Regions from separate parts of the Homo sapiens genome. Here region 1 is linked to region 2. A link is an interaction called in ENCODE POLR2A ChIA-PET data of the cell type or tissue named here. Cell type or tissue: GM12878. All regions are shown on one strand. Links, peaks and the distances in the headings refer to the core of each region. The heading gives the core; the rest is flanking DNA.

Region 1 (16,340 bases), core at 5,191-13,190, 60 kb before region 2:
AGGTGAGAAATCCATCAAAGGCTCACAGAAAGAACTCAATTCTTGGATGAAAGTCGGAAGAATCCCAACAGCTAACAAGCAAATTTGCTGAGAGGGGGCGGGGCGGGCCAAGGGCGGGGGCGGGAAGGGGCGGAGTCAGGCGGAAGCCGGGGAGAAGGCCCAGGAAGTGACGGCCGCCTCCCGGCTACCGGGGACTTCTGGAGTCCGAGAAGTCAACGGCGCGGTTGCTGCGGCCGCCGCGCTCCCCGGCCCGAGGCGATGGAGAACGGAGCGGTGTACAGCCCCACTACGGAGGAGGACCCGGGCCCCGCCAGAGGCCCCCGGAGCGGCCTCGCTGCCTACTTTTTCATGGGCCGGCTCCCATTGCTCCGGCGCGTTCTCAAGGGCTTGCAGCTGGTGAGTCCGCGGTCAGGGAGGGCGAGCCCGGGCTGGGGAGCGGGGTCTGGCCCGGGCTTGGGAGGCCGCCGAGCTCCTTCGTTTCAGCTTGGTTGTTCAGTAAAAGGAGGTTTCCACACCTCTAGTTCCTTCCCTCTCAGCCTGGGGAAGGGGGCGTTACCCTCCGCCCTTCCGCCGGGCGGCCCCTCAGTCCCAAGGCTCTCCCCATCGGGATCCCACGAACTGGGGCCACCCAGCCTGTTAGGCGGGCTCAGGAAATGCGTCGGAGACCCAAGTCAGCCACTTCAACATCTTTCACTCATCCTCTATGGCGACTTTCCTCTCTTCTCTCTGCTGCTACCCTGCATTATCGCCCACAGTGCCTGTATTTAGACTGTGAAGCGCTGTTTATCTTTCTCTGGCTCTTGCGGTTTTCCTGCTGCGAGCCCATGGGGGCAGTTTAACTTGCTGGACAAAGTCCTGCGATACCACGCGTGGCATTGAGATGTGTGTGTATGTGTGTCCGGTAAATTGTCTTCTAAAAGTTTTATATTGACTGGAAAAGAATTATTTCAAAATTGAGCAATATGGGTTCTAAGTGGAAAGTCAAAAGGACAGCTTTTTGTAAGTATGTGCGGATAGCTGAACTAGGACATGGTATGCATCTTTCCATTTTATTGAGTTTATTTTAAGCAGTTGAAGTACCATAAACCTGTTCGTGAAAACATCAAAGCATCTTTGAGATTTAAATTATTCACTTTACAGTCGTGTTGGCTCCTATGTACTGTTCCAACCACTGATGGTTGAACCAGTTTAGGAAAAATAGAAACAGTTTAGGTTCTATTTCTGCAATAGAACCAGTTTAGGAAAAATCCGAATGCTTATGATGTTTATGAGTTTTGTCTTACTTTGTTTTGTTTTTTAACCATTCTAAGTAAAAATTAGCTCATTGGTTTCCTTGGAAAGAACTTAAATTCTTACAACTCAAATGACCCGAAGTTAAATTCTTAGAACTCTAGTGACCTACTTTTATTGAATAGAAAAACAGAAGTCGGAAAATCGGCACTGCTGTTTAGCGATCAAAATGATCACATCTGCTGATGACTGGGAAATCATTTGAAAGCAAGTGATAATGTGGCCTATGGAACCCAGTAGGATCTGGCCTTATCTTTCTCCCAGTCTCCCTCTAGGTGGTTCCACACTGGCCACCTTTAATTTATTACGAGGCATCAGGGGCTCTTTCCTGCCACTGTTCCTTTGCATAAGCTGTTCCTTCTACCTTCTTCCTTCTTCCTTCTCTTCTCTTGTCAGCTGTCACATGATGATTTTTAGGTATTAGCTGTATTTCTCTGCAGTAAAGCTAAAATTTTCTACGTGAATAGTAGAACTCTTTAGAACAGAAAAGAATATTCATCTGAAGCTTTTTTTTTTTTTTTTTTTGAGACCGAGTCTTGCTCTATCGCCAAGGCTGGGGGCAGTGGCGCAATCTCGGCTCACTGAAACCTCCGCCTCCCGGGTTCAGGCAATTCTCGTGCCGAGTAGTTGGGACTACAGGCACGCACCTCCATGCCCGGCTGATTTTTTTTTTTTTTTTTGGTAGAGACGGGGTTTCGCCGTGTTGACCAGCCTGGTCTCAAACTCCTGACTTCAGGTGATTTTCGCCCTCCGGGCCTCCCAAAGTGCTGGGATTACAGGCGTAAGCCACTGCGCCCAGCCCATCTGAAGCATTCTTGCTGCTCGAAAAAAATCATCTGTATTGGTTTGCTGCCCACAAAATCTCCTGTTTTCAGTTGCCTTTATTATTTTCTTTCTAATAAAAAGTGGCAAAGCTAAAGTAAATTTTCTGATTACCTTCTTATAGTTTAGTAAACTGTAGTTTCGTATCTTTGGAATAGAACATAACCAGTTTCCTTCCTTATTGCTGTTATAGAAGAAAACATGGAACACAACCAGAAATTTTTGTGGTAAATGTTATACTTGGACACAGAGAAGATGAATTTGCCTTAAAAGATCGTTAGACTATTATTAGTTCTCCATCATTCATAAGAAGAAATGGAGAAAAAATAAAAACTAATATCTCTTTATGAAATCCATTTATTTGTTTATGGGGAAATTGTCATGTTACAGGAATGCTTTCTTTAATGTGGAGATTTAAAAGTACTTTTTCATTACTGCCTTTCACTTTGATGGTTGTCTTTTTGTTCCTTTGTTTGTTTTGATAATGTCTTATCTCTTCACAGTAACAGTATATTACAGGAATTATCCAGCAAGTCCCAAGAAGGTTACATATGAAGTCGGTAAAAGTTGTCTTCCAGCCTGGGGCTATAGGCAAGGTCTTTGCCTTAACTCAAATTCTTCCTTTAGATAGATTGGTTGTTTTACTTTAAATGTTTAATTTTTTTAAAAAACTAAACAGAATTGCGAGCTCCAGTAAGGAAACAACTGTAATGGAGAAACCCGTAATCAGAAGAGGAGGTGTTTTAACAAGGGACCTGCAAACCCTGTGAAATTTTATTCAAAATATTGTACACTTATATGTTTGAGTATATTATTCTGGACCCATAAATCTTAACAGAATCTCAAAGATCCTACAAGAGAAAAGCCTGCTCTAAAACTTAAAAACCAGACATTGTGTATATACTTAGGAAATTCTTACATTAGAGTCTTCGGAGGTTGAATTGAATTACCTCTGAGGTTCTTTGCACTCTTAAGGTTTTTTTTTTTTTTTCAAACCTCTGAGGCTCCATGGGGTTTGCTATTACAGAACTGAATTGAATATTGAAGGGATAGAGAGTGGAGCCTGTACACAGAGGAGATTAGAGATAAAAGAACGTAACTTCTCTATCTCTTGAAGTTAACATAGCTGTGTCTGCCATTTAGATATGACCTAAGTTTTGTTAAAACCCTAAGCATCCCCCAACTACCATCCACCCTTCCAGAGCTTAAGAAGAAATACTCAGTTGAGAATTTAGTGTAAGGAGTTACTGGAGTCCTAACTTTATGCAGTTTTTCAGTTTATACTATCCTTAGATTTGTCCACATGTTCATGTTTTATTTTGTGAATGTTTTTGAGGGAGTTTTTGTTTTAAGGGGAGAATTGACGTTTGGTAACCTAATTGCTTGCTGATACGCTGGTGCAGTGACCTAAATATGTGGAATTTTCTGTGCAACAAGCTCCACATTGTATCCATGCTGTCAGTTGACTATCCTGATAGCTGCACAGTACTGGAATTCTAGTCGCTCATCTGGCAAGCAGTTTTAGAAATCGCCAGTGATTTTTCAATATATTACATTATAAATAATGTTACCCTATAAGTACCAAGAAACAGATTACTTGGAAGCATTTCTTATATTGATGCTCTTTTCATTATTTAAATATGAAAACTGATGTATAGTAAATTGAAATGTTCTATTTTTACCTTGAGGAAGATCCCGTAATGTCAGCAAATTATATCTGAACCTTTGTAAGAGTAAATATTTGCCTAAGGCAAGGGAGGCCTGGCCTGTTTCTTCAGACCAATGGATTTTTAAATTTGAACTTTACTTATAACTACAAAGTTTTTAATAGTAAAGTTCATTAATTTATAATTCATATCATTTTGTAGATGGAGCTTTATAATTAATGGCAAACATTTAAAAGTTCTTTTTATAAAATATAAGTAGTAGACTGTTAAATTAATGGAGAATTCGTATTTAATATAGTGACCGTTTTAAGGAACACTTGAAATTTCAGAAAAGGTAGTGAAACTGAGGCCGGGTGCGGTGGCTCATGCCTGTAATCCCAGCACTTTGGGAGGCCGAGGTGAGCGGATCACAAGGTCAGGAGATAGAGACCATCCTGGCCAACATGGTGAAACCCCGTCTCTACTAAAAATACAAAAATTAGCTGGGTATTGTGGCGTGCACCTGTAATCCCAGCTACTCAGGAGGCTGAGGCAGGAGGTGGAGATTGCAGTGAGCCAAGATCGTGCCACTGCACTCCAGCCTGGCAACAGAGCGAGACTCCATCTCAGAAAAAAAAAAAAAAAAAAGAAGGGGTAGTGAAACTGAAATGGAGAGATAGAGGCAGGATAGTAATTATCCAGTGTTTAAATCACCAGAACTGTAAGATCATGTTTTAGTCACTGAGACTTCCCAAATCTGTTGATGTTAGCAAATTGTTTTTAATGTATGATTTAATACATTAAAGGAAATATACAGAACTGTGGGTTTAACTTCAAAAAGCCAGTCTTACAGGGAAGACCTACACAAACATACATACTCGTAAAAGGAATTTAACAAACAGTATTTCATGGGGAGAGAGGAAGTACAGAGTGGGAGTCAGAGACTTGGGTTCTTGTCTGTGCCGAGCTAACTTGGGGCTTAACCTGTCAGTAGCTTAATTCCATCTTTGTAAACGTGGGAGTGGGAGACTATATCCGCTAAGGGCCCTCCTGACATTAAAAGCTTGATAATTCTCTTAATTATATTTGGGTAAAATTTTATGTCATTAGAAGGAGTTACATTGGGTATACAGTTGTTAAGTACTTAGCTTAATATTCAGTAAGCAATATTTAGTATGATGACTTCATGCTATTAAGAACAAAACTGTTTACCAAAAAATAATAATTGAGCCTTTTTACTTATGGGTTATGTTTACCATGAATTTCTTAGCTAATTCAGTGACATTTTTTCTCTCTTCCTATTTTTGACCACTTTGGCATTTAATGCTGGTGACCACTCATTTCTCGAAATTGTTCCTTCAGCTTTTACACTTTTTTTTTTTTTTTTTGAGACGAAGCCTCGCTCTGTCACCCAAGCTGGAGTGCAGTGGTGCAGTCTCGGCTCATTGCAACCTCTGCCTCCCAGGTTCAAGCAATTCTCCTGCCTCAGCCTCCTGAGTAGCTGGGACTACAGGCGTGCACCACCATGCCCGGCTAATTTTTGTATTTTTGATAGAGACGGGGTTTCATTATGTTGGCCAGGCTGGTCTCAAATTCCTGACCTCGTGATCCACCCGCCTTGGCCTCCCAAAGTGCTGGGATTACAGGCGTGAGCCACCGCGCCCGGCCAACTTTTACACTTTTTTCTTTTTAATACAAGAAAGTGTCTGCTTACCAAAAAAAAAAAAATCAACTAAAAATATTAAAATAAAACCACTTTCCCACCCCTCACACTACCAGGTGTCACGGTATGAGTAACAGTTTGGAGTATGTTTACTTGCTGCTTTTTAAGGAGTTTTTTCTTTCTTTTTTTTTTTTTTTTTTGAGACAGAGTCTCGCTGTTGCCCAGGCTGGAGTGCAGTGGTGCGATCTCGGCTCACTGAAAGCTCTGCCTCCTGGGTTTACGCCATTCTCCTGCCTCAGCCTCCCGAGTAGCTGGGACTACAGGCGCCCGCCACCACGCCCGGCTAATTTTTTTTGTATTTTTAGTAGAGACGGGGTTTCACCATGTTAGCCAGGATGGTCTTGATCTCCTGACCTCGTGATCCGCCCACCTCGGCCTCCCAGAGTGCTGGGATTACAGGCGTGAGCCACCGCGCCCGGTGTAGGAGTTTTCTTTTTTTAAAAACACTTCCTGTGGCTTGCTGATAAGAAGTTAGTTGCTCTTTTCCCTCCTACACTCGGAACTGTAGAATTCCTTTAGGCCCCACCCAATCCTCTGTTCCTCCTGTTTTCTAACCTACTAAACCAGACAGGTGTTCCCTCCTGCCTTCATCTAAACATCCATATTCCCTTGCATGATCATCACACAACCACACCCAACTCCTAAACCATTTTTTTCTTCATCCCCATCCAGTTAGGTCAGTTGCCTTATTATCATTTTTGGATTTACTATGCAAATTCTTGCCCTTATGAATATGTTCTTTTTCATCCTCCACCTAGAATTAGAATGTCCTCTGTCTATCCAGGTTCTGTTTGTGTCTCTGCCTGGTTTGAGTCCTGCTTTTCCACTCATCCTTCTCCGGCTCCTTCGAACATTTTCTTGAGATTTTCTAACCTACATATAATGAATGCTCAGTTAATGTGGTATAAAATATATTGTTATTATTGTTTCTTGTACATTGAGCTTATTACTCCATCATTTGTATCTTCCTATACGTAGAACAGTGTTGGAGTGTTGCTAGTTCAAGTACACTTTGAGCTAGCAATTGCATAATGCTGTGGGAGCTTACAAAGGTTAGTAGCCTCAGAGATGGGTAGGCAGAGAATTTTTTTTCTTTTTTTTTTGGTAGAGATGGGGTTTCACCATGTTGCCCAGGCTGGTCTCAAACTCCTGAGTCCAAGCAATCCTCCCGCCTTGGCTTCCTAAAGTGCTGGGATTACAGATGTGAGCCATCGCATCTGGCCGACAGAATTTCATATTGACTATAGCTTGTAGTGCCAATTTGTTGGCCTTTAACTTGAGATGGGAGCTAGTAAATGTCCACACTTTTTTTTTTTTTTTTTTTGAGATAGTCTCGCTTTGTCACCCAGGCTGGAGTGTAGTAGCGCCATCTTGGCTCACTGGAACCTCTGCCTCCTGGGTTCAAGCAATTCTCATGCTTCAGCCACCCAAGTAGCTGGGATTACAGGCATGCGCCACCATGCCCAGCTAATTTTTCTATTTTTAGTAGAGATGGGGTTTTGCCATGTTGGCCAGGCTGGTCTTGAACCAGGTTGGCCAGAAGGCCTCAAGTGATCTGCCCGCCTTGGCCTCCCAGAGTGCTGGGATTACAGGTGTGAGCCACTGTGCCCTGCCAGATGTCCATACTTAATATTGTACTCCTTGATTCTCTTAAGATGTCCAGGCAGAACCTGCTTCCTGCTATTGCTCTGAGGCAATAGGTCAGTAAGGTCAGTAGGAATGCCACCTGTTAATACGTTTGGAATAGGACTTGTAATGACTTGAGACTGACTGCTTCTGGACAAGCTGGATCCTGTCTTTTTTTACTGAAAGTAGACAAGCAGCCTATGTCTGTCCTACAGATAACCTTTTATTGCCATATAGCCTTCACACATGAGTGTGCCTAATAGTCTAATTGTAAAATGAGTGGTTCAGCTATTCCCAGACCCTAATTAGAGTTTTAGGCTGGTATCTTCTCTCAGTTAATTGACTTTTATACAACCGAGGTATATTTTGTAAATTTCTCAGAGAGAAACTTTTAAAACTTGGACAAGATTTAACATAGAGGCAAGAAAAAGGCAAGTGAAATGTTAGATATTTAGTATTTTATTAGACTATAGTCATGTTAGAACTCATCCTGTAAGTATGATTATAGGAGACTAAGGAAGTATCTTTACACAGTGGCCCTCTGGGATTTATCTTGGTGTTGTCACTTTATATCCTGTGGTGTAATGATTGGGAATGCCTTACCTAACACCTGTCTGAAGGAAGTTGTTTGGGACATGCTGGGCTATTTCATGCTTCACTAACTTACAGGAAATCAGAGAATGTAACCATTCATGTTACAATTAGACTATTTTTTTTCTTTTATATAAATTCTTTGCAGTTGTGGGGATGTATACATTTTGTATAGCCAGTAGAAGGGAGAGGAAATCCCTTAAAGGTTTGGATACCAGTATAGATTTGAATTACTATTTTTTAACTTTTTATTTTGAAATTATTATAGATTCACAGGAATTGCAAAAAAAAAAAGTACAGGGAGGTCCCACATTTGTATGTGCATGTGTGTGTAATTCTATGTAATTTTACCATGTGGATAGCTTTCTATAATTACCACCACAATCAAGACACAGAACTGTGCCATCAGCAGAGGCTTCCCTGTGCTACCCCTTTGTAGCCACACCTTTCCCCTTTCTCTTGGCTGCCACTAATTTGTTAGCCATCATTATTATTTTTATTATTCTAAGAATGGGCTATGAATGGAATCATGCAATATGTAACCTTTTGAGATTGGATTTTTTTTTTCCTTTGAATAATTCTCTGGAGATTCATCTAGGACATTACATATATCAAGTTTGCTCCTTTTTATTGCTAATATTCCATGGTATGGATGTACCACAGTTTGTTTTAACCATTGGACATCTGGAATGTTTCTAGTTTGGGGCTACTATGAATAAAATTGTTATAAACATTCACGTACCGGTTTTTGTACAAATGTTAAGTTTTCATTTCTCTGAGATAGTTGCCCAAGAGTTCTATTTCTGGGTCATATGGTAGATATATGCTTAGTTTTTAAAGAAACCGCTGAACTGTTGTTTGTCCCTTTTTAATGAAAATGTTTTGTAGGATAAGATATTTACTATTACTATGAAATGTATCTGTTGATTTTGGTAGCAATCTTGTTGCCATTAACCTGTCTGGTTGCTTCTACTGGCCTGACTGGAGTGAGAAGGGAATTCCCTTTAGCCTCTGACTTAGGTCATCAGTCATTTTGATGGTTTCGGCCCTCAGCAGGAAATTCCCTCAGCTTCCACAAAACCCACACAAACTGCCCAAGCAAAATACTCTTCTTCACTCTCTTCCCTTCTATTTCTAGAGAAGAGTTAGCCCCAAACCTGAGCCCTGAATCCTATCTTTAGAGAGCCATTTTTCTACCTATGTCTTTAGACCCACCCATCTTACTGGTTTCTGCCTAAGTATTTAAACATGCTCAGTTCTCCCATGTTGAAATTCCCTTCTCTTTGACCTCATCCACTACTGCCCTATCTGGCCATTCTTTCCCAGCCACACTTATTGCCTATGCTGTCTCTCCTTCACTGCCTTACCCTCCCCTTACTTCCCAATATACAGTATTGTAATCGAGCTTCTCTCCCTGACTACCCTGGAACTTTTCTTGCTAATGTCACTGGCAACCTTCTTATAGCTCAGTCTAAGGTAGGTGTTTCAGTGTTGTTCTTACTTGACCTTTAAGTAGCATTTAGCACTCTTGATTACTTGTGTGTTTGTGCATGTGTGTGTAAATACTTTTTTCTTGTTTACTACCCCTTTGATTGCTGCTGCTAGTTGTCCTTTGCTGGTTTCTTCCCCTCTGCATATCCCGTAAATCTTCAGATTCCTCAGATTTCCACATAAGGCTATCTTTCCTCATTTGAGTCATCTCACCCTCCCACTCTGCCAGCTCCCACATCTTTATCTGCATCTTAGACCTCTCCTTTGAGCTCCAGACCTTATATTCATTTGCTTTCCAACTACATCTTCACCAAACTCTTCCACAGACCTCCTCAATCACAGCATATTTAAAACTGAATTTCTTCTCTCCCTAGCACCCTTGCCTTTTAAAAAGAAAAAAACCTGACTCTTTTTTCAGTGAGGACCAGTATGTTAGTACCACATATACAGCAGTTGGAAGTAGTTAAAACCCACTTGCGTGTAATTGAGTTGCCAATTTAACCAGAGTTAACATTCTCCACTCACCATACCAAGCATCCTGACCTCACACCAGTCACCCACAGCCTGCCATGGCCAGTAGGCATCTCATTAGCACTCTAGAACTCTTGCTTCTGTCATCAGTTGAGTTGTGTTGTTCCCATACTGGTTTATGCTAACTATACTTTTATGGCCATACAGTTAAATATTACAAAGCTGAAACTGAGTGTTAAAATGAATTGTTTCTTTAAAACTAAATTGAATGCTTTGGAAAGACTGAAAGATAACTTACTACAAGATTTATCTGCCATGGAATTAAGGAAGAGCAAGGCAACTGTAAAAGGCTGGTAAAATAGTCTGACTCTAGAAAGATTCTGAACTCTGTTTCTCAAGTGTTTAAGATCTCACTTCACTTCAGATAACATCAGTCTGGAAGTAGTAGTCCATAGATGATGAAAGTGATTAATGCAGAAAACATGTGGAATTCGTCAGTAGACCCATAAAGAAAATACTCACTTCAGCAGATTGTTAATAAATGTGCGTTTTTAAGTTAAAATGTTTAAGGTACACATGTGTTATCTTGTGTTCCATATTATTTGTATGCATCTTGTCTGATATGAGCTTTTGCATCTTGTCTGATAAGAGCTTCTGCTGCATCTCTCAGTGATTGCCACTCTTCTCTATTGCTGCTCCCTAGTCGCTATTATTTGCCCTGATTTCCTACATCAGCTTCCCAGTTGGATGTCCGCCCCAAGGTTTGCCTTACCTCTGGTCCCTTCTCCATATTGTAGCCAGTGAGAACTACTGAAAGCATACACCTGATCATTGTCAACCTTTACTTTAAAATCCAGACTCTTAATTAACGAGGACATTTAGATCTGGCCTCAGCTTACCTCTCTAGCCTCATATACTAATTTTTGTGCTGCCATTCTCTTCCCTTAAACTCTATACTTAAGCCATGTTGATTTGACTCACTTTGACAGTTAAGTTGGAGGTCGGGGTGTGTGTTGTCTGTATGTTGGGTCAGAGGGCAGGTGCCATGCTCCCTCATTTCTGGCCTTTCTATATACTGCTTCTCTGCTGGGAATTTCTTTCCTTAATCTTTCATCCCCCAAACTGACTCTGTTCTTCAGGTCTCAGCTTTCTCCTTCAGGAAGCCTTTCCTGACCCCGCAGTTGAGCGTCTCTCCTGTGTGCTTTTATAACAATATTATATATTTCCCCTTTGCTGGCATTAGTACACGATAGGTTAATTAATTCTTTATTTACCTGTATTTCCTTCAAGGCGGCCAAACTGTAAGTTCTGTGTAGATAAGGTTTATTCATTAATCTTGTTTGCCATAGTCTCCTCATTGTAAATATTTGAGTAAACGTATTATTCAGAAACAGCTTTCTAAATACTGTAGATTCTCTGAAAAAACACTTAAGTAAAATGTTTTGCTTCATTTGTAGTTGCTGTCTCTGCTGGCCTTCATCTGTGAAGAAGTTGTATCACAATGTACTTTATGTGGAGGACTTTATTTTTTTGAGTTTGTAAGCTGCAGTGCCTTTCTTCTGAGTCTCCTTATACTGATTGTGTATTGCACTCCATTTTATGAGAGAGTTGATACCACAAAAGTAAAATCATCGGTAAGCATGAGAAAATATCATCCCTGTATTAATAGCTGTTTTGTAATCTGGCATAATTTTATTGTTCAAAGCAGTAATGTTTTCAAAACTCAGCAACATGAAAAGACAGTATCCCTTGTTCCAACTCGCTCTGCTTCTAAGCACCTCATTTTTTCCTACCAAGGGGATGGTAGAGAGGGAAAGTGAGATTAGAATGAGAGTGACAGACACTGCCAATAGTTTACAGTTATTGGTGGTTTAATGTAATTCACATTAGACTTAAAAAAGCCTAGGATTTTGTCACTTCTGATTTCTCACTTTTGAGTGTCACTCATTGGTTCTACAATTATTAATTGTGTGCCTTTATTATATGCCAGGCATTTATATGCTAGACATTGGAGATAGAGTAATGAACTAATGTGAAATATTTCTGGAGCTTTAAAATAAAACAACATTTAAAGCTTAAAGCTTCAGTGATTGGGGAAAATAAAACAACATGTAATTCTTCCTATATTTTGCTTTAATGGTATTATGAAAAGTTGTCTATAAGTGAATTAAGAATGCATTTGTTCCTGTGTTAGTTTGCTAGGAGCAGAATCCTGTTAGAACCAATGCCCTACCATCTTGAGGTGCTGTCATGGCTAATGCCATCACTATAGGAATTTCTATGACAATGACAACAGGACTCATTTGTTTTATGAAATATATATTAAGAGGATACAGATAATCCTTAGAATTTTTGTTAATTATATTTGTAGTCTTTGGACATTTTTCTTTTTTACAGATTAATATGCCATAAGATTTGGACTAGGGAAAAGTTCTCAAGTGTCTGAGCTGGTTGATTTATAGTTTGAATGTGTAAAAAAAAATGTATATATTCCAAATTCTGGCTGGAAAAATTTATATTAAAAAAATTACAGATTGAAATCATTTTGTCATTTCTTAACAGTGAAACAATATCACCATAAAAATATTTTTAGAAATGTTTAGTTTTTATTTTAATGCTGCATCTGTAGTGTTTAAAGCACACTGATCATTTTGACAAGAAATGGTATTATAATATTGTCCAGTGTAGTATAATGGTGTAACGTAAAAAAAGTAAAACCTTTATTATATCAAACTTGAGCATTTAAAAAGTCATTTTAGAGTAAATACTGGTTTAAAAATACTGAGAAAAAAGAAAAATTAGTCCATCCTAAAATAGCTTTTGTATTATTTTGCTGTATTCCTTTCAAGTCTTTTTATTCCATTCATAGTTTTAAAATTTAAAATATTTGTAATCATAGAACATATATTCTACTTTTTACCTAATATAAGGATTTCATGTTTGTTTGCAGGGTTTCAAAATCACTTTTTACTGTCTGCATATTAATACACTTAGGTTTTAAATATTTTTTCATGCAAGAGAGGTTTTCTGTTTTAGAGGAATGTGTTTTGAGTGTGTGGTACTGGTGGTGCCTAAAGAAGAATAACTTTTTTTTTTTTTTTGAGAAGTCTTGCTGTGTTACCCAGGCTGGAGTGCAGTGGCGCAATAGCAGCTCACTGCATCTTCCACCTCCCGGGTTCAAACGATTCTCCTGCTTCAGCCTCCCGAATAGCTGGGATTACAGGCGTGTGCCACCACACCCAGCAAATTTTTGTACTTTTAGTAGAGATGGGGTTTCGCCATATTGGCCAGGCTGGTCTCAAACTCCTGACCTCAGGTGATCCGCCCACCTCGGCCTCCCAAAGGAATAATATTTTTTAAGAGAGAATGTCTTCTATCCCATGCTATTGCAGTCGGAGTCTATTAAGAACAACAGTAGCCAACATTTTTGGGACGTTTACATTTATTAGTGGTATAGCTCAGATTTGAACTCAGGTAGACTGGCTCTAGAACCCGTTTATTGAACACTACATTATGGTCTAAAAATGATTGTCTTGTTTCAATTAACTTGAATGTATTCCAAATATTAGTAAATAGAATTTTATATTTATATGTAATAAATTTGAAATAATCAAAAGGATTAAAAAATAAAGTACTACAGGGAAACACCTTTTAGAAGCAGAGAAAACCTCTTTTTTTTTTTTTCTTTTTTGAGACAGAGTTTCGTTCTTGTCACCCAGGCTGGAGTGCAATGGCACGATCTCGGCTCACTGCAACCTTGTGCTTCCTGGGTTTAAGTGATTCTCCTGCCTCAGCCTCCCAAGTAGCTGGGATTACAGGTGCCTGCCACCACACCCAGCTAATTTTTGTATTTTTAATAGAGATAGGGTTTCACCATGTTGGCCATGGTGTTCTTGAACTCCTGACCTCAGGTGATCCACCTGTCTTGGCCTCCCAAAGTGCTGGGATTACAGGTGTGAACCACCGTGCCCGGCAAGAAAACCTCTTACATTTTATATAAATGTTAAGTGAATGATTGACAATTTAGGAATTCTGTGTTAAATAGTTTTATTGATTTTTTTTTTTTTTTTTTTTGAGATGGAGTCTCGCTCTGTCGCCCAGGCTGGAATGCAGTGGTGTGACCTTGGCTCACTGCAACCTCTGCCTCCTGGGTTCAAGTGATTCTCTTGCCTCAGCCTCCAGAATAGCTGGGACTACAGGCACCCACCACCACGCCCAGCTAATTTTTTTTGTATTTTTAGTAGAGACAGGGTTTCACCATGTTGGTCAGGCTGGTCTCGAACTCCTGACCTCGTGATCTGCCCGTCTCGGCCTCCCAAAGTGCTGAGATTACAGGCGTGAGCCACCGTGCCTGGCCAGTTTTATTGATATTAGGTTTAGTGGAGTTTGCAGTTCAGAAAACTCAAAAAGTATCAGACTTAAAACCCTTTGGAGTGGCTATCATTTTACCAAGTTTCCCTTTCTGAATCAAGTATATATGTCATTACTGTTTTCAGTTGGCATATGAGAGCCTTGTGAGGTAATGCCTGAGAGAGCACTTGGAAACCCATGAAACATCTCATGATTGTAAGCTGCATTATGATAAGATATGGAAGCTTTTATGTAGTAGATAAACTCATCATATAAGCTCACTGTAGATTACCCACTTGGAACAGTTGAAGGCAATGTGTTATTCCAGAAAGCTTCAGTGTCTAAAAAACACACTATTGGCATACTTCTATTTAATAACGGGTGGTTTTTAAAATTCTTTCTTTTAGAAAGTGCTTTCAAAGCATTGGAGTGCTCTCAGAGATGTCATCCTACCATAAAATACTTTGAAAGGAAAGAAAAATGCTTTTTTGCTGGAAGTAAGATGGAATTGTAATAAATGCTTTGGCTTAGATAATTTTAATATGTCCCAGAGAAAAAGAGGACACACACAAACACTTGCACGAGATACACACGAGATCTTTTCCGGGACTGTTTTTTTTTTTTTTTCTTTTTTTGGACTGGATAATAAAAAATGTCCCAGTTAGCTGGGACTACAGGCTCATGCCACCTCTCCTGGCATAGGGGATTGTTGTTATTAAAAGTTTATCTTGTAATGTGTTCTCTCAATAATCCCAGCCCAGTGTGGATACTGTTTTTTTACAGGGTATTTATTGAATGCCAGGCTTATTGAAAAGTTAGAAGTTTGGGTATGTAAGTTTGGGTTGTATCAAGAAAAACAAGTAAGTAGCCAGAGCTTTTTAAAGTTAAAAATGAAAAAGTTCATTTCCATGAATCTAACTGTATTGTATTCCTTTTGTGTTTTGTATGTATGCATAGGATTTTTATATTACTTTGGGAACAGGATGTGTGTTTTTGTTGGCATCCATCATTTTTGTTTCCACACATGACAGGACTTCAGCTGAGATTGCTGCAATTGTAAGTACCTTGTATTTTTAACATTGCTTATTTTTGTTTCCTTAGAAATATGGAATTTGGAGAGTACTTGACAAGTTATACAGCATGTTAGAGTTGTTTTTCTTATAACTTACTTTTTAGTGTAATTTTGAATAGAAGACCTACAAGCAAATCAATATGATAGCCTTTAAAACCTAGAGCCTATAGAATTTGACTGAATTTTGTTTAAAAAAAATCCACTTACTCCACATACCGTGTGTTATTGCTAATGGAAGTGGTAAAATTGACTTTATTATTTTATATTTCTCCACTTTCAGTTCAATAAATGCACACCTACATGCCAGGTGTTTTCTAGGTATGGAGAATATATGGGAGAAATGATTCAGAGACTCAGTCTAGAAAAGGAGACGGAAAAGTAAAATTGTAATGGAGTTTGTTAAATGAACCAATAGCAGTTGTTCTGAGACTGGGTGCCGTGGCTCAGGCTTGTAATCCCAGCACTTTGGGAGGCCAAGGTGAGAGAATCACTTGAAGCCAGGAGTTCAAGACCAGCCTGGGCAAGCAACATAGTGAGACCTCATCTCTATAAGAAGAAAAAAAAAAATAATAGAAAAAAAAGTTGGTCTAGACAGCAGTTTTCAGTGGGTTATACATATCCTTAAAGTTTCATCAGACTTTTCAAGGAGTATGAGGCAGAGATAGTGTTGAGGAAATTAATTTCCAGCTTTTAAACCTCCATATGTAATCTTTTTTAAAACTTGTATGTCTGAGAATTTATCTCTGGTGAAGGAGTCTCACCGGCACTTTTCCACCTTCCCATTCACAGTCGCCACCTACCTTGCCCCTCAAAAAGAAAAAAAACTTGCTTGTCCTGAATCTTGCTGGATTAGTTCCTTCTTGCCCTGCTATATAGAAATACCTGACACTGGGTAACTTATAAAGAAAAGAGGTTTAATTGCCTCATGGTTCTGACAGCTCTATAGGAAGCATAGCAAGGGAGGCCTCAGGAAATTTACAGTCATGGCAGAAGGCGAGGCGGAAGCAGGCACATCTTACATGGCCAGAGCAGGAGGAATAGAGAGAGTGGGGAGGTGCTACACACTTTTAAACAAGCAGATCTTGCAGTAACTCACTATTACAAGAACAGCGCCAGAGGGGGAGTCTGCCCCATGATCCTGTCACTTCCAGCTAGGCTCCACCCCCAACATTGGGGATTATAATTTGACATGAGAATTGGGTGGGGACACAAACCCAAGCCATATCACTTATTATGGTGGATTACCCTGAATTGTAAA
Region 2 (12,159 bases), core at 4,160-12,159:
CTGTCTGTGAACACTGATGACAGCAGAGACTGACTTCGTCCTCTCTGAAGTTTGTTAGATTGTGCCAGCGGGAAGCCCCCTCAGAAGAAGCAGGAAAACAAGAAAATAACAAAGCAGAACCATCCCTTTCATCTGCTGGATATCCATAGAGCAAAGAGGACAGCGTGATGGTGACCTGGGGTTTACATATTAGGCCCAATTGTACGAAGTTGCCAATATTTGATGGTTTTTGACCTACAAAGATGGTAATTCATACCTTACAGCTATCAACTGACAGATAACAAGTTACCATTTACTGATGTCTGACATACGTGATCTCGCTAAGGCCATGCAGAACCCTGCCAGGTAGACAAAATCATCCCCATGTTCATAAGGGGAAACGGAGGCATGCAGGTTCAATCATCAGTCCAAGGCTATCTGGCTTGTAAGCAGAAGTGGGATTTGAATCCAGGTCTGTCTGACTCTAAGGACCATGTTCCTCCATGTCAGATGCAGTTCTACCTCCCAAAAGTGTAAGCTCTGATCATAACAAGCCGAGAAAGGTGGACGGGTTCTCAACCATGCAGGAATCCTGTTTAAGAGGTGAGGCTGCTCACCATCAGGGCATGTGGTGAGAGCTCACTAAGAAATATCTCAGCACGAGTGAACATGCTTAACGGCCTGCTACTGAATTAATAACCAGATGAAAACTATTAGCAATGCATGAGTACAAGAAAGTAGAATGAGTAACAGTCTGAGCTTCCGTGAAGGCCAAAGAGAAAACCTGTCTACTCCATGTAGGGAACAAACCAGTAACACACGGGATTCAATGTGTGTAAAATCTTAGAATCTACTTATTTATTTAGTTATTTAGTTTTTGTTTTTCTGAGATAGAGTCTGGCTCTGTTCCCCAGGCAGGAGTGCAGTGAACCAATCTCAGCTCACTGCAACCTCTGCTTCCTGGGCTCAAGTCATCCTCCCACCTTAGCTTCTCAAGTAGCTAGGATTACAGGCGTGTGCCATCATGCCTGGCTAATTTTCATATTTGTAGTAGAGACGGGGTTTTGCCATGTGGCCCAGGCTGGTTTCAAACTCCTGAGCTCAAGCAATCCCCCTGCCTTGGCCTCCCAAAGTGCTGGGATTATGGACGTAAGCCATTGTTTCCAGCCAGGAATCTATTTAAAATGCACAACCAATTTAGAAAAAAGATTATTTTATACACTGCCTCTCTCCTATGGAGGAGTGATTCTTTTTTTTTTGAGATGGAGTCTCACTCTGTTGCCCAGGCTGGAGTGCAGTAGCATGATCTTGGCTCACTGCAACTCTGCCTACGAGATTCAAGCGATTCTCTTGCCTCAGCCTCCAGAGTAGCTGGGACTACAGGTATGCACCACCATGCCCAGCTAATTTTTGCATTTTTAGTAGAGAGGGGGTTCCACCATGTTGGCCAGACTGGTCTTAAACTCCTGAACTCAAGTAATCTGCCTGCCCCAGCTCCCCAAAGTGCTGTGATTACAGGTGTGAGCCACCACGCCTGGCCAGAGCAGCGAGTCTTAAAGTGTGTGTGTGTGTGTGTGTGTGTGTGTGTGTGTGTATGCGTGTGGTGTTAGTGTATGGGTGTGTTAGCGTATGGGTATATGATTTTGTGTCCTATGGGACATTTGGCAATGTGTGTATATATTTTTGGTTTACACAATTTGCGGGGATGGGGGTTGCTACTGGCATTTAGTGGGTAGAGGCCCAGGGTGCTGCTAAGCACCCTGCAATAAATAGGAGAGCTCCCATAGTAAAGAGTTACCCATCTCCAGCCCCAAATGTGGCCCCTCAACTACAGTACTACTGTTGAAAAATTCTGCTATAGAAAATGTCAGTCTACAATGAGAATTAAATCACAAAATGGGGCCTGGTGCATGCCTGGCATCCCAGGCTCACGCCTGCAATCCCAGCACTTTGGGAGGCCAAGGCGGGTGGATCACCTGAAGCCAGGAGTTTGAGACCAGCCTGGGCAACAAGCAAGACCCTGTCTCTACAAAAAATACAAAAACTAGCTGGGCGTGGTGGCATGCACCTGTGGTCTCAGCAACTTGGGAGGCTGAGGTGGGAGGATCAATTGAGCCTAGGAGGTTGAGGTTGCAGTGAGCTATTATCACGTCACTGCACTCCAGCCTGCAAGACAGAGTGAAAGTCTGTCTCTAAAAAAATAAAAATCAAATCAAATCACAAAATGGATCTTACTCCAGTTAAAACAGTTGATGCTGAAATGCTCTTATTTTCTAAAGCCCCTTGTTGCTAGCCCACTATCAAGATCCTCAGCAATAGGTACAACAGCTAAAAGAGAACTCTCAGCTGGAAGCTTGAAGCAGGTATGGAGAGTGCTCTGCTTACCAGATCGAAACAGAAGAGTGTGGCTGTGACACAAAGAGTCCCTCAACATTTGTGTATTTCCCTTTGCTAATGAGCAACGCAAGTGTTTTCATTTTTTCGGTTCCTCTGAAGCTAGCCAGCCATGGTGATATAATGATTCACACCTCTGCCTTACTCAGGAGTGTGCATGATCGCCAGGGCTTTGCTGCTACGTTAGTCTTACTTCCAGGCCACATCTACATGGGGAAGTCTAGGGGTCTTCCCAGCCCCACAATGACCTCCTCAAGAACTCAAGTATCATTATTCAAGGCATGACTGAAAATGCAGATAATGTGGGATTATGCAGCGTGATTCCTAGGTAGAGAGGCAATTTTGCATCTAGTTTAATGCAGAGATTAAAATAATTTTCCAACTCGTCGTTGAAGACAAAGTTAGCTCTTTTTCATGGTGACACAGGGATGTGGAAGTTTCCCAGCCAACAAAAGGGGCCTGTGCAGGTCAGGTCTTCCTGCTCTGAGCCTCCAGGGCTGAGTACTGTGTAGTAGGAAGTACATTCCTGCTCTATCAGAAACATCTCGAACCTTTCTGGGAAACTTGCTCATGAAATAACACTTTCTGAATTCGGTTCACTGGGCCTATGGCCATCTACCATATGACTTTCTTTAGGAAAGCCCAATTTTAGAAAATCTAATTTAGCCAGAGTATGGTGTGTGCTTATGCGTGCTCCTAAAAGCTTCCTTTTTGCCCAGGGATTCATTCATTCCAACTTTAAATAGCCAGCATCTTAGCCAGCATATTAAGTTAAAAAAAAAAAAAAGATTTGACTGACATCAAACTTTTCAGAAATTCTTCTAAAGCCAGTAGGTAACTTCTGCAAATGCTGGGGCCCCCTGAATTATTTAGAAGCTTAATTCCTGGGTGACAAAATAATCTGTACAACAACCCCCTCCCATGACACAAGTTTACCATATAAGAAACCTACACAAGTACCCCTGAACTTAATATACAAGTTAAAAAAGAAAGCAAAGGTGAAGTGGAAGAAAGAACAAGACAATAGTGGGGAAAAGGCGCTGGGGTGTTTATCCCTGCCCTCCTCCCGCCAGCTCCAACCCTCTCAGGTGTCTTCGTGTTCCCAGTTAGAAAAGCAAATGCACAAACACGCCTGAATTCAGAGAGGACTGGAGGTAGGGGTTCTGACTTCAGGACGGAGTGAAGCAGCTGGGAGGCTCCTGGAAGACAGATGTTTCTGTGTAGAGTAACTTCAAAGTGATGCTGTCCAAAGGGTTCACTTGCCTCTTAAGGTGCCTTCTAGCTCCTCTCGTAACGGTTTGTTCTTTTATATTGAACTGTCATAAAAATAAAATATCTAACATAAATGTCCAGGGGTTTATTTTATTTATTTTATTTTTTTGAGATGGAGTCTCACTCTGTCGCTAGGCAGGAGTGCAGTGGCAACATCTCAGCTCACTGCAACCTCCACCTCCCTGGTTCAAGGGATTCTCCTACCTCAGCCTCACAAGTAGCTGGGATTACATGTATGCGCCACCATGCCCAGCTAATTTTTGTATTTTTAGTAGAGACAGGGTTTCACCATGTTGGCCAGGAGAGTCTCGATCTCCTGACCTTGCGATCTGCATGCCTTGGCCTCCCAAAGTGTCGAGAGTACAGGCGTGAGCCACCGCGCCCGGCCTATTTTTTTCTTTTGAGACAGAGTCTCACTCTGTCACCCAGGCTGGAGTGCAGTGGCGCTATCCCCACTCACTGCAACCTCTGCCTTCTGGGTTCAAGCGATTCTCCTGCCTCAGCTTCCTGAGTAGCTGGGACTACAGGTGTGCACCACCACGGCCGGCTAATTTTTATATTTTTAGTAGAGACAGGGTTTCACCATATTGGTCAGGCTGGTCTCGAACTCCTGACCTCAAGTGATCCACCCGTCTCAGCCTCCCAAAGTGCTGGGATTACAGGTGTGAGCCACGGTGCCCAGCCATGTCCAGGGGTTTAAAAGTAACACTGCAAGAGCCCTCAACTCAAAGCAAGGGTCCCACAGACCAGCCATGATACCACAGAATCACTGGAATTAGAATTCCAGATAAGAAACATCACTCCCTGGAACCTGTGTCCTTTCTGACTCCATTCTGTCAGAATTCTTACTAGAAAGAAGACATGATTTTTTGGAAGGAGCAGAGGGTTTAAATTTCACAAGAGATGAAGGAAGCTGACATGATCTGAGAAAAGTGATGGTCCCCTGAGGACTCTGGAACCAAACTAGTCTGGTTGCAGCTTGAGTGTACACCCGCAACCAGCCAGGTGCCAGAAAGTTTGCCCAGGTTCTCAGCCTGGCTGAGCATCCTTCCAGAAAGAAATGAGATTTTGAGGTCTACGATGAAAAATCTCTACAGAAAACTCAAGAGGCAGTTTTCAAGAGACGTCGGCTTCTGATTGGGCTGGGGAGGTGTCTGGTGGTCTCAGGACCCTGTCTCCTGCCACCCATGCTTGGGAACATTTCCTCAGCAGACCTGAGCCCTCGTGCCTCTGCCAAGTCTGGTCCACTGAGTGTGCCTGTGTCTGGCTAAAGATGGCACCAGACACCTTTCCTTTTGGAAGCCCTGGACTGGATGCTGGTAGGTCACCCAACCCCACTGTCCCTGCATCTGACCTTGGAATGATACTTCAGTGAGAGAAAGCAGGAGCAGGAGAAGTAACTGATGAAAGCTAACATCAAAAGCCTCAGACCCAACTCTAAGAGGCTTTCCAGGAAATCCCCAGGAGATGAAAGCCAGGCTTGTTCAGAAAGTCAGAGATGCAGATGAGGATGCAGTGCCTGGAACCTGCATTTGTAAATGTTAGTGGGCCCATAAATGACTGCTTGGCAGTGGCAGACAGGAAGAGGAATGTGGTATGCTCCCAACTTTGGCTGAATTTTGCACTGAGTGTAAGGAGATTCACCCGTGCCTCCCTGTTAAAGTCACCATCATCTAATAGCCTTTGTGCAATCTCATTGACACCCACTGGCTGAGAAACCTGCCCCATGGCTTCCTCTAGGTCCTGTCTCACTCACCAACATCAGAATCTTGCTCCAGAGTCCTGCCCATGCTCCTATTCCCCCCAGCACATAGTTTTGTTTTGTATCTATAAATGAAAATGCCATAGAAACCCAAGGGAGGGAGAATAATCTAGGAAATATGTCCGGGGTCCTGAGCTCCAGGCCTTGGGCAGCTCAATGATGCACCACTGGTTTCTGAATGTAACTGCACAGCAGAGTCACCTGTTTGCAGCATACCGAAAACCAGATTCTATGTTTGTCCATGCTGGGGGTAATTCTGGAAGGACACATAGGAAGCTGGTAACAGCACTTGCCTCTGGGGAGGGGAAGTGATATTTAGTAGTTTTAAAATCCACTTGTTTTGTTTTCTTATATTGTAAGAATCACATATTAAGTTTCAAAAAAGCAGTTTTAAAATGATACATCTTAGAGATCTTTAATGTCATACAAATATAATTTTACCTTTTTCTTTTCATTGGCTATATAGTATTCCCCAGTATGGCAGTGGCTTTATTTAACCCAGGGTTTCTCAACCTTGGCATTACTGACATTCGGGGCTGGATAATTCTTTGTTGTAGGTGGCTGTCCTATAGGTGGTCTTATCACAGCATCCTGGCCTTTACCTACGAGATGCCAGCCTTTACCCACTGCCCACTTACAACAACCAAAAATGTCTCTAGACATTGCTGTAGGTCCCCTGGGGGGCAAAATTGCCTCTGGTGGAGAATGACCTACTTAATCTTTTATTGGTGGGCATTCAGCACATCTCCAGTTTTTCATTAATACAAACAGCGCTGCAAAGAATTAGATGTACTTCTTTGTATCTGTATGAATATTTCTTTCTTTTTTCTTTTGAGATGGAGTCTCTCCCAGTCGCCCAGGCTGGAGTGCAGTGGCACAAGCTCCGCTCACTGCAAGCTCTGCCTGCCGGGTTCACACCATTCTCCTGCCTCAGCCTCCCGTGTAGCTGGGACTACAAGCATGCACCACCACGCCCGGCTAATTTTTTTGTATTTGTAGTAGAGATGGGGTTTCACCGTGTTGGCCAGGATGGTCTCGATCTCCTGACCTCGTGATCCACCCGCCTCGGCCTCCCAAAGTGTTGAGATTACAGGCGTGAGCCACCGTGCCTGGTCTCTGTATGAATATTTCTGATAGACTCCTAGAAGTGAAATTACTGAGTGAAAGCATATGCACGTTTAAGATTTTGTTGTTTATTACCAAAATGTTATCCAAAAGAGATACCTGTCTCCCTCCACAGGGAATCTTGCCAACACAGATTAACAGTATTTAAAAAGAATGGAAATAGTATCGTACTATTTAAATTTTCATTTCCTTAATTACTAGTGGATTGGATATCTTTTCATATGTTTATTGGCTACTGCCTTTTCACGTTCTTGGCCTAATTTTCTATTGCTTCCATTTTTATTATGGATTCAAAGAACTCTTTATATTCTAAATACTAACTTACTTAGTCTCTTATAGACATTGCAAATATATTCTCTCCATCTCTCATTTGCCTTTATTTTTAGTCTTTTGTTTGACTAAAGTTAAAAGTTTTTATACAGTCAAATCTATGCATCATTTTTTATAGTTTCTGGGTTTTGTGTCTTGTTTTCTATCTCAAAATTACTTAAAAAAAAAAAAAAAAGAAAAGAAAAGAGGCAATAGGTGTAATCTCAGTGCTTTGGGAGGCCAAGACAGGCAGGAGGATTACTTGAAGCCAAGGGTTCGAGACCAGCCTGGGCAACATAGTGAGACCCGCATCTCTACAAAAAAAAAAAATTTTTAAAATTGGCCAGGCATGGTGGTATGCACCTGTAGTCCCAGCTACTCAGGAGGCCGAGGCTGGAGGATCACCTGAGCCTAGGAGTTAGAGGTTGCAGTAAGCTGTGATTGGGCCACTGCACTCCAGCCTGGGTGACGAAGTGAGAACCTAATTCATAAATAAGTAAAATAGTCCCCTACATTAAAAATAAATATTTGCTTCCTTTAAAAATATACATACAATTTTTAGTTCTTTAGTCATCTGGGATTTATTTTTGTATTATTATTGTTATTATTTTTTGAGACGGAGCTTCACTCTTGTTGCCCAGGCTGGAGTTTAATGGCATGATCTCGGCTCACTGCAACCTCTGCCTCCCAGGTTCAAGTAATTCTCCCACCTCAGCCTCCCACGTAGCTCGGATTACAGGCACCCACCACCAGGCCCAGCTATTTTTTTTGTATTTTAGTAGAGATAGGATTTCACCACGTTGGCCAGGCTGATCTCAAACTCCTGACCTCAGGTGATTCACCCGCCTCGGCCTCCCAAAATGCTGGAATTATAGGTGTGAGCCACTGCGCCCAGCCTGGGATTTATTTTTGTAGATGGCATGAACTAGGGCAAATAGTAGGGTTCTGATTGTATCCAATCAGTCAATCGATTGTATTAACCTATCTTCTGGACAGCTCACTTTTTCCCCATTGGTTGAAATGCCAACTTCAACACTGGGTGAATGAATGGTTCCTGGGCTCATCCTGCCATCCTCTGTGACAGCTCCATGACACTCTTGCATTTAAAAAGCCCATCTCCTTCCTTCACTGGTCTGTAGGCCTTTAGGAGAGAACCATGCTGTGTTTTTGCCAAACATCAATTAGGGACCCAGCACAAGGTCCCTTGTGACCAGGAGAAGAGGTGACTTTTGGAGGCTGCCCTCAGAACATCTTTACACTTGGTAGAATGTACTCATCAAATGCCCCCGGAGGGTGCCATTCAGGCTCTCCAGGCAGACTACCAGGGTGTGGCTGTGATGTAGGGATTCAGGTTCCAGATTCTTGGCTCGTGATGGGGCCAGAACATTCTCTGCTTGTTATTCAAGCCAGGCCATGTTCTTTTCATCCCCAACCGATTTCTCACAACAGGTGCAGCCCAGACCGATGGTCTGTACCACAATCACATCACTGATTCACCACCGTACTTCACTGGCAAAGGTCATCAGGATCACATTTAGAAAGTTCGGGCTAGAAAGCTCAACTTGTCAAAAATGTCACTGCATCCAAAAGGGCAAGAAGCAAAATTGACACTTATTGTGTAGCAAACCTGGTGGTTTGGTGCTTGTGTTGAACTGAACTGAAATCACAAATTTTGGTTTGCAACAAGCAATGGTTTTTCTCTAGCTTGTTTCTCTTTCAGTGTCTGACGCAATTTCCTGGTTTCTTTTGGGGCTGACTAAATTTCAAGACTGCAAAAAGAGCATTTTCTGCTGCTCACTCTTGTCATCACTACAGGAGGACATAATTCTTTAGATAGGCATGGGAGCGAAAGGACGGGGCTGTGGACGGTCATCTCCACAAGAAAATCCCTGGAGGAGTAGGTCATCAGAGGGGACCAAGGGCAGCTGACACAATGTGGGGATGGCACAGGGCATTGAGGGTTGAACCCCAAAGAGAAGGGTATCTGCTATGGCTATCAGCATGAATCCTAGGATGACAAGAAGAGCAAAAGTAATCACTAACCCTGATTGTACGCTCACCGTGCACCAAGCTCTATGTGCCTTACATCTGTGTGGCCATCTTATCCTCACAAGCTTACAAGGTAGGCACTATTACTCTCCTCACTGTACAAAAAGGAAGGTGAGACACAGAGACATTGAGTGATTTGAGCTGATCCTACAACTAGTGCATCCGGAGCCAGAGCTGGGACCCAGGCAGCCCGGCTCAGCAGGCACCTCTTCAGGGCTGCTGCCTCTTGTTGCCATAGCAATGATGTCCCGCACCATAGAGGCTGTGGCTCCAAAGGGTACCCCAGCCTCACCACTGGTTATTGACATGTGGTCACCAAAAGTGAACAGCATAGAGAGGAATGGGCGGGGAAGATGTCTGGGGGTCAGGGCCATGGGAACCCCCAGGGGTGAAGGAAGCACTCGCTGAGGCAGGGCAGAAGGTATGGAAGGCCAGGAAGTGATTTGGGAAGCCTGTGGTGGGAGGAGGCAAGTGGAGTGGCAACCATCTACTGAATACCCGCTAGGTACCAGGCAGTGCAATGCTGGTACATTTAATCCTCACAACTGTGGCCAGGTGGCACTCTGCCCAATTCACAGATCTAAAGAAAGTGAGAACCAAGGGCAGGTCACTTGCCCAAGGAAGATCACCTAGATGGCAAATGGTGGAACCAAGAAGCAAATCCAGGTCTATCTGAATCCAAGGCTCAGAAGAGGGAGCATATCCCAGAGGGAGGCCTCAAGAAGCGAGCTTGGGCTGAAACAACTCGGTGGTTTGAGCTTGTACCCACCCCCAGGGTAGGAGGTGTCTCCTCTGAAGTCAGCAATGTTGACCGGGCTGGTCTTGAACTCCTGGCCTCAAGTTATTTGCTCACCTCGGTCTCCCAAAGTGTTGGGATTACAGGCGTGAGCCACTGTGCCCGGCCTGAAATTTTTAACTAAGTTCATCACAACAGTCCTAGGAGGTAAGTACTACTATCATCTTTTTATGTGGAAACTGAGGCACACAAGGTCAAGTAATTTGCTCAAAGTCACACAGCCAGGTTAAGGAGCCAGGCCTGGGACCCTGGCCTGCAGCTGCAGAGTCCTTGTTCCTAACCACTATGCTGCTCCATTGCAGGCTGCACTTGCTTGTATACAGAGCCCCCTGTCCCAGCTTCTGGCCTCTGTTTTCAGTCGAGGGCCTAAATTCTGTCTGGTCCCACCTGGGAGTGAGCACTGAGAGCTGGGTGACAGAAGGCAAGTCCATAGTTTAACACTGCCTCAGATTCCCTCACACTGGCCAGCAGGGCTCTGGGACTCCAACTCACAAGGCTCAGCCCATTAGATATGTTGCTCATGTCAAGTCTCTTGCTTAAAAAAAAAAAGTGTTACTCCAATTATAGAATCAATACTTGCTCATTATAGAAATTAATTCAGGCAGGTGTCTATTTAAGAAAACAAAAATTACCCATAATGCTACTCCTCAGAGATAACCACCTCCCCTGGCATTTCGAGGTATTTCTTTCCATGTTTGTATGTTTCAAGCACATACGTACTATTTCCTCTTTTCAAAAACGGGATCATACTGTACATATAGTTTTATCCTCTGCCTCTTAAAAAGACATTTTCTCATTTGTAGGTGCCACTCAATTCAATCATTCTGCTTCAAAGCCCTTATCACTGCCCAGGAAGTTGTATATTTTACCTGTCTGCTTACTGTCTGTCACCCCTGAACGTAAGTTCCATGATGATCTGTTGTGTTCACTGTTGTTTTCCCATGCCAGAAACCTTGAATGGTATATTGGTTCTCCATAGATATTTGCTGAATAAGTGAATGAATGAACAAATGCAATTTTATATCCTTTTATGGCCCAGGCATTGTGCTAGGCGATGTTCTTACTCCCTCTCCACGTACTGTCTAGAGGAGAGGTGAGTAAAGAAACACAAAACCATCACCCTGGTGCAAAGTCTTATCTCTAACACGTGGGATGACAGCAGCACGTTCACTCTCTCCTGTCCATCCTGAAACAAGTAGGGGCTTTACACTCAGAAGCAAAGGGTCATCAGGAGAGCTGTGTCACACACACACACACACACACACACACACACACATTCAGATGTAGATCAGGCCAGAATGATGCTTCAGTTGGAGACAAGCAGGCTACTAAGCGCACATCCCATCGAGGCTGCCTCTGACCCACTGCATCATCAACTGTGTGTACAGTCTGACCTTAAGTGCACACAGCAGAGACTACATGGATTCACTGTGGTGTCCCTAGTGCCCAGCACATAGTAGGATGTCAATAAGTCATGTAGAACTGAATCTGGGGTTGAATCGAATTCTCAACAGTAAAAATGGCCAGCAGGCTCAGTGCAGGCTCTCTGGGGTTTGTAATAGGGAGCAGCCCTGAACACATGTGATTTTATAAAGGCATAAGCAGAATGGGGATGGCCTGAGCAGGCACCGCCATGACAAGCAGACACGCTGGCCAGCAATTTATACACATTATGTAATGATTGCAGATGAGATGAAACAGCGCAGGATCTGCTTCACAACAATATGGGAGCAAACAAGTACGAGGGATCTTTTGGGGGGGGTGTGACAGAAGTGTCAAAAATTGGATTACAGTGATGGCTGCACAACTCTATCAGTTTACTAAAAATCACTGAATTGCACACACTTAAAAAGAACGACTCTTTTGATATTAAGTTGTATCTCAATAAAGCTGTTAAACAATAACATGGCAGTGGAACCACAGCTCCACAAGGACTGACCATGAGTTGATGATTGTTGTAGTCGGGTGACAGGTACACAAGTGTTCACTGTGCTATTCTCTCTACTTTTGTGCATAGCTGAAATTTTCCATAAAACATTTTTTTAAAAATACACTGCTCGGCTGGGCGCAGTGGCTCATGCCTGCAATCCCAGCAATTTGGGAGGCCGAGGAGGGTGGATCACAAGGTCAGGAGATCAAGACCTTCCTGACTAACACAGTGAAACCCCGTCTCTACTAAAAATACAAAAATTAGCTGGGTGTGGTGGCGGGCGCCTGTAGTCCCAGCTACTCGGGAGGCTGAGGCAGGAGAATGGCGTCAACCTGGGAGACAGAGCTTGCAGTGAGCCAAGATCGCGCCACTGCACTCCAGCCTGGGCGACAGAGTGAGACTCCGTCTCAAAAAAAAAAAAAAAAATACACTGCTCCAGCCAGCCGTGATGGCTCACGCCTGTAATGCCAGCACTTTGGGAGGCCAAGGCAGGTGGATCACTTGGTCAGGAGTTTGAGACCAGCCTAGTCAACATGGTGAAAC

The links. ChIA-PET counts read pairs that join two places held together with the same protein. Peaks named below come from ENCODE experiments on the same cell type or tissue, not always from the same donor. Only the 100,000 strongest peaks of a DNase experiment are listed, where the experiment ranks them.
Region 1: POLR2A ChIA-PET joins it to region 2 with 10 read pairs; 4 of 35 experiments call an interaction of 5 or more read pairs at or near these places.

What each region holds. Positions count from the first base shown.
Region 1 is chr3:32,486,664-32,503,003 of GRCh38, reverse strand. CMTM6 (CKLF like MARVEL transmembrane domain containing 6) reads left to right here and starts at 152. Exons shown (of 4, transcript NM_017801.3): 1 at 152-396; 2 at 11,118-11,294; 3 at 14,968-15,066. The coding sequence starts at 259. RefSeq lists silencers at 52-141, 212-441. In GM12878, for the core only: no CTCF peak of the experiment used is centred there; a DNase peak (open chromatin) is centred at 8,823; H3K4me3 peaks cover 251 bases.
Region 2 is chr3:32,429,485-32,441,643 of GRCh38, reverse strand. All of the region lies in intron 1 of CMTM7 (CKLF like MARVEL transmembrane domain containing 7), which reads right to left. Among named protein-coding and RNA genes, the nearest start is that of CMTM7, 44 kb to the right of the region's middle. RefSeq lists an enhancer at 4,348-5,029. In GM12878, for the core only: no CTCF peak of the experiment used is centred there; a DNase peak (open chromatin) is centred at 8,513; H3K4me3 peaks cover 813 bases; H3K27ac peaks cover 1,050 bases.